Linked DNA regions of Homo sapiens: region 1 is linked to region 2. A link is an interaction called in ENCODE POLR2A ChIA-PET data of the cell type or tissue named here. Cell type or tissue: OCI-LY7. All regions are shown on one strand. Links, peaks and the distances in the headings refer to the core of each region. The heading gives the core; the rest is flanking DNA.

Region 1 (5,794 bases), core at 1,795-5,794, 220 kb after region 2:
TCTCCAAGTACCACCCAAAATTCCCTACAGAACTTTCATCCTCATTAGATGCTGGCCTCAGCCTTACCACTGGGGACATTACATTGCTGCCAGAATTTTACATCTAATTTACCTCCATTTTCTAGATATTCTCTACTTATGTTATCAAAACCAGTTTCTACTTCATACAGATGCTTTCTGCATTAGCAATTAAAATTTTCCATCTATGAGTTGAGTCTTAAGAAAATGATTGCAATTGTTCATTTTGCATATTACGATTTTAACATTATCGCTCCCTGCATTTGCAGTCCTCTGATTTATTTCTTCACCATGATGCCCTCGCTCCCCACAACAACACTCACCTCCTGTAATAAAGCAATATCGCGTTAAAAAAAATACAAAGTCTAGGGGAAGGAATTATCATTTGCATATATTGTGATGGCCCACATTAAGAAAAAAAAACTAACAGACTCTAAATATCAATAGACTCTCAAATATCAATTATTAGAATTAGTAAGGGAGTTTATTAAGGTTGCTGAATATAAAATCAATATGCAGAAATTAAACTGCATTTCCATAATATAAGCAATAATGAACTAAAATTCAATCCTAAGCATCAACAGCATTTAAAATAGCAACAAAAAATATAAAGTCCCTACAAATAAATCTAACCAAAAAATGTGCAATTCTTTGATAGGAAATATTATAAAACTACATTGATGCTTTGGATAGGGAGACTCAATGTTGTAAAAATGTCTATTCTTCTCATACTAACCTACATATACAAGGCAATTTCAATCAGTATTCCTTCAAGGGTTTTTAATGGAACTTCATTATGTACTTCTCAAATTTATAAAAGTAAAGATTCTAGTACAGACAAGACTTTTCGGAGAAGAAAGAATGTGAAAACTTACTCTACCAGATATCAAGACTTATAAAGCTATTGAAGATATCAGTATAGGATTTTTTTTAAAATTGAATAACTGAACATAATAGAGAGTGCAAAACTAAGCCTGTGGTTATTGATAAGACACTGTAGATCAGTGAGGAAAGGAGAGACTATTAAACAAATGGTCTACGACAATTTCACTACAAATGGGAAAAAAATAAAATTGGATCTTTACCTCCCACCACAAACAAAAATAAAATCCAAGTGGACTAAAGGCTCTACATAATAGACAAAACATATTTCTTTTAAAAAAAGGTAAGAATATTTTCGTGATCTCAAAATACGTAAGAACTTCTTAAACAAGACATGAAGAAAAAATAATGACAAATTACACATTAAAATAAAAGACTTGTTCATCAAGAGACACCACAAAAAGAATGAAAACATAAGCTACAAACTAAGAAAACATATCTTCAAAACATATATTTAACAAAGAATTCATAAGCAAAATACAATTTTGAAAAAACACTTCCTGCAAATCACTAAGATAAAGAGAAATCAACTAACAGAAAATTGGGCAAAATGAGGTCATTTCACAGAAATATATTATTTAGGAATACATACATGAATGGCAAAAACTCAACTACTATTTTAGAAATAGGTAGAGAATAAAATATAACTAAATCCATCAAGTTTTATGAAGGCATAATTAATGAAACTACCATAGGAAAAAACACTATGCAAATGGTATTTTTATTGATGGGACAATCCAATATAATAAATATGTAAATTCCCCCACATATTATTTCATTAGTTTAATGCAATTCCAGTTAAAATTCCAGTAAGATTTTTTGGGGAAACTTAGCAAATTCATTAAGAAACTTACATGGAAAATTTTGAAAACTAAAAGGCAAAGAAGAGAGCTTCCTTATCAGATAATAAAATACATTTCAAAGCAATAGTAATTAAAGCAGTGTGGTATTAGGATAGAGATGATAAATAGACCAATGCAACAGAATAGAAGGCCTAGAAACAAACCTATTTCATATGAAAGTTGTTAATACAATAGAGGTGCACTGTATTTTGTGGGAAATACATTTACATTATTTAGTAAATCGTGTTAGGAAAACTGGCTTACTACATGAAGAAAAATAAAATTAGAATCCTTTATTATCTCCAAATAGACTAAAGATCTCAATGTAAAAAATAAATTGTGTGAAAGTTGTCAGAATAAAAATGTTGTCACTTGTGTTAAAAACTCTGACAAATAGAGCCAGGGACGGCCATGAAGGAAGGGCTCTTGTGGCAAATCGGCCATGAAGGAAGGGCTCTTGTGGCAAATCCCCAATAAAAATTATCACAAAAGACTCTCCAAAAAACACAATCCTGCACAAAGGCCACCACAACTTTACACAGAAAAAATATTTCTGTGATGACATCTGCCCAGCAACTGCCTGTCCAACTAAGCCAAGAATAATGATCTTTTTTTTTTTTTTTTTTTGAGACAAGAGTCTCGCTCTGTTGCCAGGCTGGAGTGGAGTGATGCAATCTCAGCTCACTGCAACCTCTGACTCCCTGGTTCAAGCGATTCTCCTGCCTCAGCCTCCCGAGTAGCTGGGAATACAGGCATGTGCCAAGACACCCAGCTAATTTTTGTATTTTTAGTAGAGACAGATTTTCACCATGTTGGCCAGGATGGTCTCGAACTCCTGACCTTGTGATCTACTCGCCTCAGCCTCCCAAAGTGCTGGGATTACAGGCGTGAGCCACCACGCCTGGTCAGGATAATTATCTTAAACAATTATGTAATCCTCCTAATTTTTCCCTTAACAGACTTTGTCTTTCTTTACCTCTCTTAATACACACATGGTTTACTATGGCAAGTGTATTCCCATTGCAGTGCCTGGTCCTGAACAAATATCATTTCCTTTTAGAGAGTATCTGTTATATAGATTGACAATTTAAAAAGAAGAAAATGGGCTGGATGTGGTGGCTCACACATTTAATCCCAGCACTTTGGGAGGTTGAGGCAAGAGGATTGCTTGAGCCTAGGAGTTCAAGACCAGCCTGAGCAACAAAGTGAGGCACCGTCTCTAGAAAAACTAAAACTAAAAAAAAAAAAAAAAAAAAAAAAAATTAGCCAGGCATGGTTGGTGCATGCCTGTGTGGTCTCAGCTACACAAAAGCTCAAGGCAAGAGGATTGCTTCAACCCAGGAGGTCAACACTGTAGTGAGCCATGTTCATGTCATTGCACTCCAGCCTGGGCTACAGAGTGAGCCTCTGTCTCAAAAAAATAAAAATAAAATAAAAATAAAATGTAAAGAATAATCCTAGGACAGAGGAGAATTTCTAAAATAAGATTTTAAAAAAAGCACAATCTGTAAAGGAAAAAATTAATAGATATGACTACATTAAAATTAAAGATGTGTCTTCAATGAAGGATTCAACTTACAAAGTTAACAGAGGTGTCAGGCTGGGAAAAGACATTTGCAACTTTTATAACTTATAAAGGATTAATATTTAGAATAGACAAGGAACTGCCAATCAACAACTTAAAAACAGAAACAGCAAATGGAAAAAAAAACGGCAAAAGTTATAAATACGCAATGTACAGAAGGGGAAACCTGAACAGATAAATAAGAAGAAATGCTAAACATCACTATCAGAAAAATGCACAATAAAGCAGTAATAAGGGCCTGGTGCAGTGGCTCACACCTGTAATCCCAGCACTTTGGGAGGCCAAGGCAGGTGGATCACAAGGTCAGGAGTTCAAGACCAGCTGGACCAAGATGGTGAAACCCCGTCTCTACTAAAAATACAAAAATTAGCCAGGCATGTTGGCAGACGCCTGTAATCCCAGCTACTCAGAAGGCTGAGGCAGAGAATTGCTTGAACCTGGGAGGTGGAGGTTGCAGTGAGCTGATATCACGCCACTGCACTCCAGCCTGGGCAACAGAGCAAGACTCCGTCTCAGAAAAAAAAACAAACAATAATAAGTACCATTTTAAATTCATCAAATTGGCAAATATTACAAACTGAGGTATTAACACGTCCTCGCAGGATTATGGGTAACTGACAAGCCTTATAATGAAGTTAAATTAGTACATTTTCAGAGTAACTTTTTAGTGGAAACAAAAATTGTAGGCCTACCTACTATTTGGCTCACATACAGAAAGGCACTGTAGACGAGACCAATCTCTCATCACAACAGTAGGAACCTAGGACTCTGCAGAATAGCTTCATTGGAAAGGGGAGCTGGAGTGCTACATCAACGATGTCATCACGATGTCAGAATAACACAATGTCAGAACACAGCACATCACGATGTCAGAATAGCAGCACCAACTGAGCTGTCCATGGTCCTGACTACCATACTTCCCCCCACCCTCCTCAGATGACTTAGTCCCTAGCTTGTTTCTGGTCTTCTTGCCTGTGTGTTCAGACCATCCTCTGTGCTCCTCTGTCACCAGCCCAACAGTCCTCTCACTACTTACTGCTTGGATCTCTGCTGGCCAGGTCAATGGCACAAAGCCCACCTGCTTTAGAGTTAAAATGTTGATAAAAATAGCAAACAAGTCCGGGCGTGGTGGCTCACGCCTGTAATCCCAGCACTTTGGGAGGCCAAGGTGGGTGGATCACCTGAGGTCAGGAGTTTGAGACCAGCCTTGCCAACATGGTGAAACCGTATCTCTACTAAAAATACAAAAATTAGCCAGGCGTGATGGTGTCCGCCTATAGTTCCAGCTACTCAGAAAGTTGAGACAGGAGAATTGCTTGAACCTGGGAGGCGGAAGTTGCAGTGAGCTGAGATCACACCACTGCACTCCAGCCTGGGCAACAGAGCAAGACTTGGTTAAAAAAAAAAAAAAAAAAAAAGGAAACAACAGACATTTTAAACCATGTATTTCAAAATGTTTTCATTTTAGTGAGTTTAAAAGAGAGGAATTCAACAAGAGACAGGAGAGAAAGAAAGACCACTTAAGAGATGAACAACAGGCTTGGCATGGTGGCTCGTGCCTATAATCCCAACACTTTGGGATGCCAAGGCGGGAGGATAACTTGAAGCCACAAGTTTGAGACCAGCCCGGGCAACATGGCGAGACCCCATCTCTACAAAAAAGTTTTTTAAAAAAATTAGCCAGGCATGGTGGCACCTGCCTGTAGTCCCAGCTACTTGGGAGACTGAGGCAAGACGATCCCTTGAACCCAGGAGTTGGAAGGTACAGTAAGCTATGATTGTGCCAGTGCTCTCCATCCTGGGTGACAGAGTGAGACCTTGCCTCTAAAAAGAACAAAAAAAGAGATGAACAACGAAAATGAGAGACAAAGAGGAAGAACATTAGAATATACGGCATTCAAATGTGAGTTCCAAACCGGTAGAGATTTTTATCTGTTTTGTTTCATGAAATCCCTTATGCCAAGAATAATTACTGACACACAATAAGTGGCTTACTAAATAAGATGAATGAATTAATCAATAGGCACAGACATACAAGAAACCCACCTTGAGATCCATTCTGTGGCCTTTCAGACTACTACAATTTAAACCTGTTAAATTGTTTTGCAGCTCTGAGTATAAGTTACTATCTGTGTTATCTGTGTTGAGCTCCTCCAATTTCAGATACAGAAATATACTGCAGCTTCAATTATTTATAAGTCAATGAAGTTGTTCTGATTCAGATTTTCCCCATTTCCTAATTCATCAATTTGACTCCATATCCTGTTTTCATTATTCTTTGATTCAATTAGTTTTCATCTTCAGATATGAATCCCTTTCAGACAACCTGTAAAGACCCTCATCTGACTCTCTCTGTGTGGACCTGGGAAGCATTCTACAACAAAATACAACTTTTAAATTAACTATATTTTTAAATGTCATAAATTCATAAAATATTGACCCTGCTTACCTGAGAATATGGAATAAA
Region 2 (7,904 bases), core at 2,389-6,388:
CCTACCAGTACAAGCAGAGCAAAGCAGCTACCTCAGCCCAGTCACTGGGGACATTATTCCCCTTCTTCCAAGTATCCTTTCTCTTCTTCTGGAGAGGATACCACTCCCTAGAAATCCCCTACACTTGCTTTGTCCCGATGTGGCCAGGAGCTCTGAAGAAGAGAGGAAGTGGAAAGGGTATTCAACATGGACATCACTCTTCACCATCCTCCTTTTCTCCCCCATCTCAAGAGCTAATGACCCCTTGCTCATTCTAATTCTAGGTGCTGCTCCTTCTCCAGAGTCAACTGGAACAAAACTTACTTGCAAAGAGTGTATGATTTTGACTTGATCCTCACTAAGAAACAATATTCTATACCTCAGATACTGTTAACATCTTAATTACTCAAGGTTAAGTTAACTTAGCTGTAGCTTCAGGAAATAGTTTCTGTGATGGCTGGCTACCAATTTGTAATTTCTGACCATAAACTCTTCCTACACTAACCTCAGGCAGTTATTTCCCAATCATTATACATGGCTGTCATTAAAAGATCTTGTTGCAGTCCCTGCTATGTAATAAGGATTGGATATCTAACAAGGCAATCAGATAGAGTCAACTTCAGAAACTCAAACTATCGCCTCACATTTTAACATTTTTACATGTGATATATAGAAATTCAGGCATTTCCCAAGGCAAAAGACCTCTCTAGATATCCTCAAAGAACCATCAGAGCAAAAATAAAATATCTGCCTTAATTTTGTTTCCACTGGCTACATTAGTTGAACAACAACAGTAACAAAATACATTATACATTAGAATTTTTATCTGACTGCAGACTTGGAGATTGACATAGAAATATACTTCTGTGACTTATTTATGTGAGAAGAAGTAAGCAATGAGTCTGGCACTAAAGCACTGCATTATGCTCATTTTGGATTCAGACCAGACAAATGATAGGCCTTCCCTGAAAGAGGTGGTTCTGAAGGAACTGGAGGAATTAGTATCAACAAGGGCTACAAAGTTGAAGCTTGCTATTGGCAAAAACAGTAACTTAGAAAGTGGCAATTTATTCTCATCTCTCAAGATCTGGCAACTTATTCTTGCCTGCCAGTATTTTTGCCAAGAGCTGCTCATGGTATACTGTGAACTCTGCCTCCTGAAGTCTCCTGCTTATATTTGTCTTTAAAGGACATCCTTTCTCCATAACTCCAAGCTCTGCCCAGACATCTGTGGTGTGGCTGTTGAGGGCAGTGTAGAGAAATGGAGAGGGCCTTTTGGCAGATGTCAGGAGAATGAGACTGTGTGACCTTGCATGAGTCACAGCCCCTCTCTGGCCTTTAGCTGCCACAGGGCTGACTCTTCAGGTCTCTTTTAGCTTTAACATGCTACAATTCTAATCTCTTCCCTCCTGGGACAATCTTGGTAAAGACACTAAATCCTAGTATGGAAGATTTTGTGATTTTACAACAAAACACATTTAATTATACTGAGCATTATTTCAACAACTGCTCAGAAAGGTAAAAAGTCAGACATATTAGGTGAAGGATCATGACAGGGAAACGGCTGATGTGATTTCAGAGCCTACAATTTGGAATTTGTAAGAACTCTGGAACCTGACATTTGGCCTAAAATTGGCAAATCACATTGCAAAATTATTTTTAGTGACTACCATGTTCACTGCCTGGTAAAAGGGAAGAGTCAAGAGTTTGGGGCTAGACTCTACAAGAACAGGAAAGCCCAGTAGGGCAAGGTTAACTCTGTGGGTTCTATGTAATTTTTGACCAGTATTTGGCCAATATTGCAGTTCATCACTTTTTTTTTTTTTCTCGAGATGGAGTCTTGCTCTGTTGCCTAGGCTGGAGTGCAGTGGTGCGATCTCAGCTCACTGCAACCTCTGCCTCCCGGGTTCAAGCCATTCTCCTCCCTCAGCCTCCCAAGTAGCTAGGATTACAGGTGTGCGCCACCATGCCCAGCTATTTTTCGTATTTTTAGTAGAGTCGGGGTTTCACCATGATGGTCAGGTTGGTCTCAAACTCCTGTCCTCAAGTGATCTGCCCACCTTGGCCTCCCAAGATGCTGGGATTACAGGCGTGAGCCAATGCGCCCGGCCTTGGTTGATCGTTTTGGACCTTTTCATGGCATTAGCAATTTCTCCCCAATGACTAGGAACAATGACTCTGTCCCCACATTATTCTGGAAAACTAAGCTTTTCACTTTCAGAAAAGACATGTAATTTGTCAGAAAAGCACTCTTTCTCTTTAATAATTGTGCTGCTATTTTCTCAGTACTTTATTCAGTGCCTAGCCTGCTGTTGGGTTTAAACTGCCATTAAAAATTACAATAAACAGGGCCGGGCGCGGTGGCTCACGCCTGTAATCCCAGCACTTTGGGAAGCCGAGGTGGGTGGATCATGAGGTCAGGAGTTCAGGACCAGCCTGACCAACATGGTGAAACCCCGTCTCTACTAAAAATACAAAAATTAGCCAGGCCTGTTGGCACATGCCTGTAATCCCAGCTACTCGGGAGGCTGAGGCAGGAAAATCCCTTGAACCCGGGAGGCGGAGGTTGCAGTCAGCCAAGATCACACCACTGCACTCCAGCCTGGGCGACAGAGTGAGACTCCGTCTCAAAAAAAAAAAAAAAAAAAAAAATTACAATAAACAATGATAACAGGTTCTCCCCCCCCCGCCCCACTTTTTAGGTATTAAATCGTTTTCTTTTGCACACTTCTCATTTTTTTCTGTAGCATGCCCAACTTCCACCAAACTTAGGTGGGTGATTTTACACGGCTACATAAAGCTGACTTTTGGGAAATCCATGAATCAGAATGATCTGGGTTTCCTAAAAAGGAAACATCTTAAAATACAGGCTGGATTGGTAGACTTCTAAATTTACCCAGCACATGTCTCAACATAAATTTAGTGCTGATAATGAGGTGCACTGGCATTGTTTAGAATTAAATGTTCTTTCTTCAGGATAAAATAGAGCAGCATGGCTAGTCTGCTCTACTTTCTGGGCTTGGCTCAGATCCAGCATTTACTCCTAGCAAAGATAAAGTGTAATACAAATACTTTATTATTAGAAAGAGAAACATTCACTTTCTATCTCATCTCTCCCCACCTGACCTAATGAAGTAGATCAAATTTAAGCCTATATTCTTAACTGAGATTAAAAGAATGAACTAAGTCATTTGATTAGACATCTTGATAATGATGGAAAAAGAATAAAAATTACAATTCTTTTTTTTTTTTTTGAGACGGAGTCTTGCACCGTTGCCCAGGCTGGAGTGCAGTGGCACGATCTTGGCTCACTGCAAGCTCCGCCTCCTGGGTTCATGCCATTCTCCTGCCTCAGCCTCCCGAGTAGCTGGGACTACAGGTGCCCACCACCACACCCAGCTAATTTTTTGTACTTTCAGTAGAGACAGGGTTTCACCTTGTTAGCCAGGATGGTCTCGATCTCCTGACCTCGTGATCCACCAGCCTTGGCCTCCCAAAGTGCTGGGATTACAGGCGTGAGCCACCACGCCTGGCCTAAAAATTACAACTCTAAGCTAGATGGAGAGACCTGAAAAGCATAAAGCCTAACCTAGGAGAAAAATGTTCTGGATTGGCTATAGACAGCTATGACACCAGTGTTATTTGGAAAAACAGCATGATTTTTAGCTCTTAAGAGCTAAATTTAGACTTACCTCACTAGACAGTCAATGAAGTTCACAACATTTTCTCTGAGTACTTCAAATTTGGTTTGCTTCTTACTTCTTCTTAACTCCTTCATTTCCAATAAGGACTATAGATAAAAGAACATAGCTTTTCTGGTGATCCTCAGACAGAAAACCCCTCAGAGGGAGCTCTGTTGGTAAGTTCTATAGAAGCACCTGATGCCCTTTCCATAAGACAGGATGTACAGAGAAAGATCAAAATGGGTTTTGTTTATTCTTTTTATTTTTAAGGTCTGGCAAGAATCTCGCCTCAAAGGTGTTTTGCTTTATAATATACAAGCAAATTTTTAGGGAAAGAAGAAAAGGGCAGTTCACTTTACTACTAAATTACATGGCAGAGTGCTCACTATTCAGTCCATTAAGTCATTTAAGAAAAGGACTTAACAGGATAAAGAAAAAAATCTTGCCTTTTTGCCATACTAACAGAATAGATTCCATGTGTTTTATTTTACTTAGATTGAAATTTTACTCTACATTTATCATAATTTGGTATCACAGTACAAAGAAGGTTCTTCATTTCGACAATCAAGATCCTAAAGTTAGAACTATCTGAAAAAGAATATATTGGATATACTGTGGCTCAATTTCTGCTCTATACTTGAATATGCATTTTAAAAAATCAAGGAAAGTAACTAAAACTAATTAGTTAGGCTCTTTTAAATCTCTCAGTTTGATCAAACAGAAAAATACATCAGATAAATAATCAGATTTGTGCAGCCATGTTCCCATTTTCTCTTATTGCTAGCTGATTCTCTTTCTCTTGCTGAGCCCACAGGAATGGTTTCCACCTATGTTAGCTAGTAGGTTCCAGAATGTGTATATGTAGAGTAATGATGGCAATGGGACTAACAGGATGTTCAACTTAGAAGTGAGTTAAAAGTCTGCTTTGTTCCTGGTTGTGGTTTAAAAATGAAAACAAAAACATCCAGGCAGAGTTAATCTAGAGCACAAACTGAAAAAAGGGAGTGTCACAGGATGCAGCTGGAAGGGAAGAGAGTGACCTGACCTTCTGAAGATGATAGAGGTCTGTCTTCTGAAGCCCCTTTGGCTGTGACCCAGAAGCATCTTCTTCCTCTTTGGTTTCTGCTTTTAATACAAAACCAGTAGACATCAATGAGGGTAAATCCAAGTCAAGGGAACAAACATTTCTACTACTCCAAAGTAAAAGTTTCACCTATATATATTTTTTTAATGTGGCAAGGGATCAAGATTCCATCTGATAAATGATTTCTTACAGAAGCTGAAGGCCAATAATATATAACTTGTGCTGTAGTGATGTCTTCAAAAAATCAGCTACTGAATTTTAAAAGTGTAACCACAATGAAAACAAAACAAAATACAACCTAACAAAACTCCCTCAAACCAACAGCAAAAAGTCTCAAAAAAAAAAATTTTTTTTTTTCAGATGGAGTCTTGCTCTGTTGCCCAGGCTGGAGTGCAGTGGCGCCATCTTGGCTCACTGCAACCTCCTCCTCCCAGTTCAAGTGCTTCTCCTGCCTCAGCCTCCGGAGTAGCTGGGATTACAGGTGCCGGCCACCATGCCTGGCTAATTTTTGTATTTTTAGTAGAGAAGGGGTTTCGCCACGTTGGCCAGGCTGGTCTCGAACTGCTGACCTCAGGTGATCCACCCGCTTTGGCCTCCCAAAGTGCTGGGATTACAGGCACGAGCCACCATGCCCAGCCAGTCTCAAATATTTTTGATGTTATACATAGCTTTTTAAAAAAATAATAAAAACTTAAAACTGTTTTCCTTTGATTATGTCAAGATTGTAAACAACAAAATTTGAGTATGAGGAGGGTAGTGTGTAAAAGTTTTGAAATAATCCACTAAAACATAAAGTGCATCATGGTTCTTTAGCAAAGGGAAAGAAAACCATAACTGCTTAAATGTACAGCTGTGCTCCTTCTAGAGAGCATAATGCTCTCATATTCTTCTTCAAGTGCAGGTTGGGTTTTGTGAACCCCACACACATGGTTTGTTTGGCCTAAAACTATGACAGGAGGATGCAGCTGGAGAATATGCATTGGCTTAAAGAATAAACTGCTTTTTAGCTACAGCTAATTTCTGGTTCAAAAAAGACATAACTAAAGGTTAAAATGTCTACTAGATTCTTTGTCCCATGTCATTAACATGTAGTTTGCTACATGTTAATAAACCTAATATGCCTTTGAAATATATCTAATATGGGCTGAATGAAGTGCCTCATTCCTATAATCCCAGCACTTTGGGAGGCCATGGTGTGAGGATCACTTGAGACAAGGAGTTCGAGACCAGGCTGGGAAACATAGTGAGACACTGTCTCTATTTAAAAAAAAAAAAAATAATAATAATAATTAGGCTGATGAGGGGGCTTATGCCTATAATCTCAACACTTTGGGAGGCTGAGGCAGGCAGATTGCTTGAACCCAAGAGTTCGAGACCAGCCTGAGCAACATGGAAAAACCCCATCCCTACAAAAATACAAAAAAATTAGCCAAGTGTGGTGGGACGTGCCTGTAGTCCCAGCTACTTGGGAGGCTAAGATGGGAGGATCACTTGAGCCTGGGAGGTATAGGCTGCAGTGAGCCTATCATGCTACTGCACTCCAGCCTGGACAACAGTGGGAGACTCTGTCTCCAAAAAAAAAAAAAAAAATTCAGCTGGATGTTGTGGCCCTTTTCTGTAGTCCTAGCTACTCAGGAGGTGGAGGCAGGAGGATTACTTGAGCCCAGGAGGTCTGAGGGAACTGTGAGCTATGACTGCACAACTGCACTTAAGCCTGGACAACACAGCAAGATCCTGTCTCAAAAAAAATCTGATATGACACTCTGTCCTACTTAACTCTTCCCAACTGTAATTTTAAACCCAAACTGTAATATGTAATAAATGTTAAGGAACACAGATAGCATATAGCCAAATATTTCTACTCATCCAACGTGGGGAGTTTTAGTTTCAGTTTATTATTAATAATGAGTCACTTTTGAAAATCAGGAAATAACAGACATTTCTTCAAGACAGTGGTTGTGCTTTAATTTGTAAAATTCTTTATTCTTTAGGCTACTAATCATCTTAATCTTCGACCTTCCCATTTCAAAAGCTGCATTCCTTTATTTAGCTCTAGCATATCACAGAATTTGTTTACTAGCTCATATTATATGAACTCTAATTAAAAATGTATCTAGATTACCTCGTTAATGGTGCCCAGCAAAAAAAGAAGAAAAAATTATATGTGCAGTTTATTTTTACAGCAATCTCCATAAGTCCCATTTTGTAAAAGACTGAAATTTACACAGTATTTACCTTCTATTTTTCTAAGCCTTTTACCCTATTTATGTACTTAAGGTTGGCCCCTTGCTGATCCAGTGATCACTATTAGGGCGTATTTATATCGTGAATTAGCGACAGAAAAACAATGAACTAGTGGTTAAGAGAGATGGGCTCTGGTCTGAGTGCTACCACTAGCTAGCTGTGTGATCTCAAACAAGCTGCCGTCTTCTCCTAGACTTTAGTTTCTGGTTATATAGCTGAACTCAATGATCTTAATGATACCAACATCCAGCCCTTAAAAGTTTTTGTGTTCTGAAGAGTGGTTGAGTTCATGCTGCAGTGGCAAGAGCAATGCCCACACATAACCTGAAAGAAAATCCCTTAGTGCCTGCTGATGACTTCCTCACTCTGGCTGCTCAGGCCACTCTAGTCAGGCAAACATTCTCTTTCATCTTCCATGACTGAGCACTCATCAGGTGCCTCACATTGTAGCTATGGAGAGATATGGGAAGATTTTTGCAAAAGCAGTTTCCTAAAGCCAAAAGATTTTTAAGACAAAGAAGCACTTGCCAAACATAAAAAAGGATTAAAACAGACATTTTAAATAAGATATTTTCAACATGTCATGTCCAATTCTATGTGATTATATATGAAAAAACTACCTGTTCCCCCAAAACTCCATTAAAAAATTGCCCTAAATTTGGGAAAAGTAAAACGTACACACCAATATATTTTATTGTTGTTATTGTTCTACTAAAAGAATACCATACTTTGGTGCTAGAAACAGAGCAAGAGAAGAGCCCATGAAAAGCTAGTATTTAGGGAACAGAACATGGCTACCTATATACAATCAGACACCCTAAGCATTCAGGATATATAAATGATCATGTGGAGGTCAAGCAAAAGAGAGAAACTGTAACCCTCCAACAGTGAAGAGTGCCAGGCTGCTTCAGTTA

The links. ChIA-PET counts read pairs that join two places held together with the same protein. Peaks named below come from ENCODE experiments on the same cell type or tissue, not always from the same donor. Only the 100,000 strongest peaks of a DNase experiment are listed, where the experiment ranks them.
Region 1: POLR2A ChIA-PET joins it to region 2 with 8 read pairs; 2 of 35 experiments call an interaction of 5 or more read pairs at or near these places.

What each region holds. Positions count from the first base shown.
Region 1 is chr6:87,435,036-87,440,829 of GRCh38, reverse strand. It overlaps CFAP206 (cilia and flagella associated protein 206), which reads right to left. Exons shown (of 13, transcript NM_001031743.3): 11 at 5,777-5,794. Among named protein-coding and RNA genes, the nearest start is that of CFAP206, 30 kb to the right of the region's middle. In OCI-LY7, for the core only: no CTCF peak of the experiment used is centred there; a DNase peak (open chromatin) is centred at 4,219.
Region 2 is chr6:87,653,786-87,661,689 of GRCh38, reverse strand. ORC3 (origin recognition complex subunit 3) reads right to left here. Exons shown (of 20, transcript NM_012381.4): 15 at 4,708-4,784; 16 at 3,672-3,769. Among named protein-coding and RNA genes, the nearest start is that of AKIRIN2, 44 kb to the left of the region's middle. In OCI-LY7, for the core only: a CTCF peak has its summit at 5,035; a DNase peak (open chromatin) is centred at 4,679.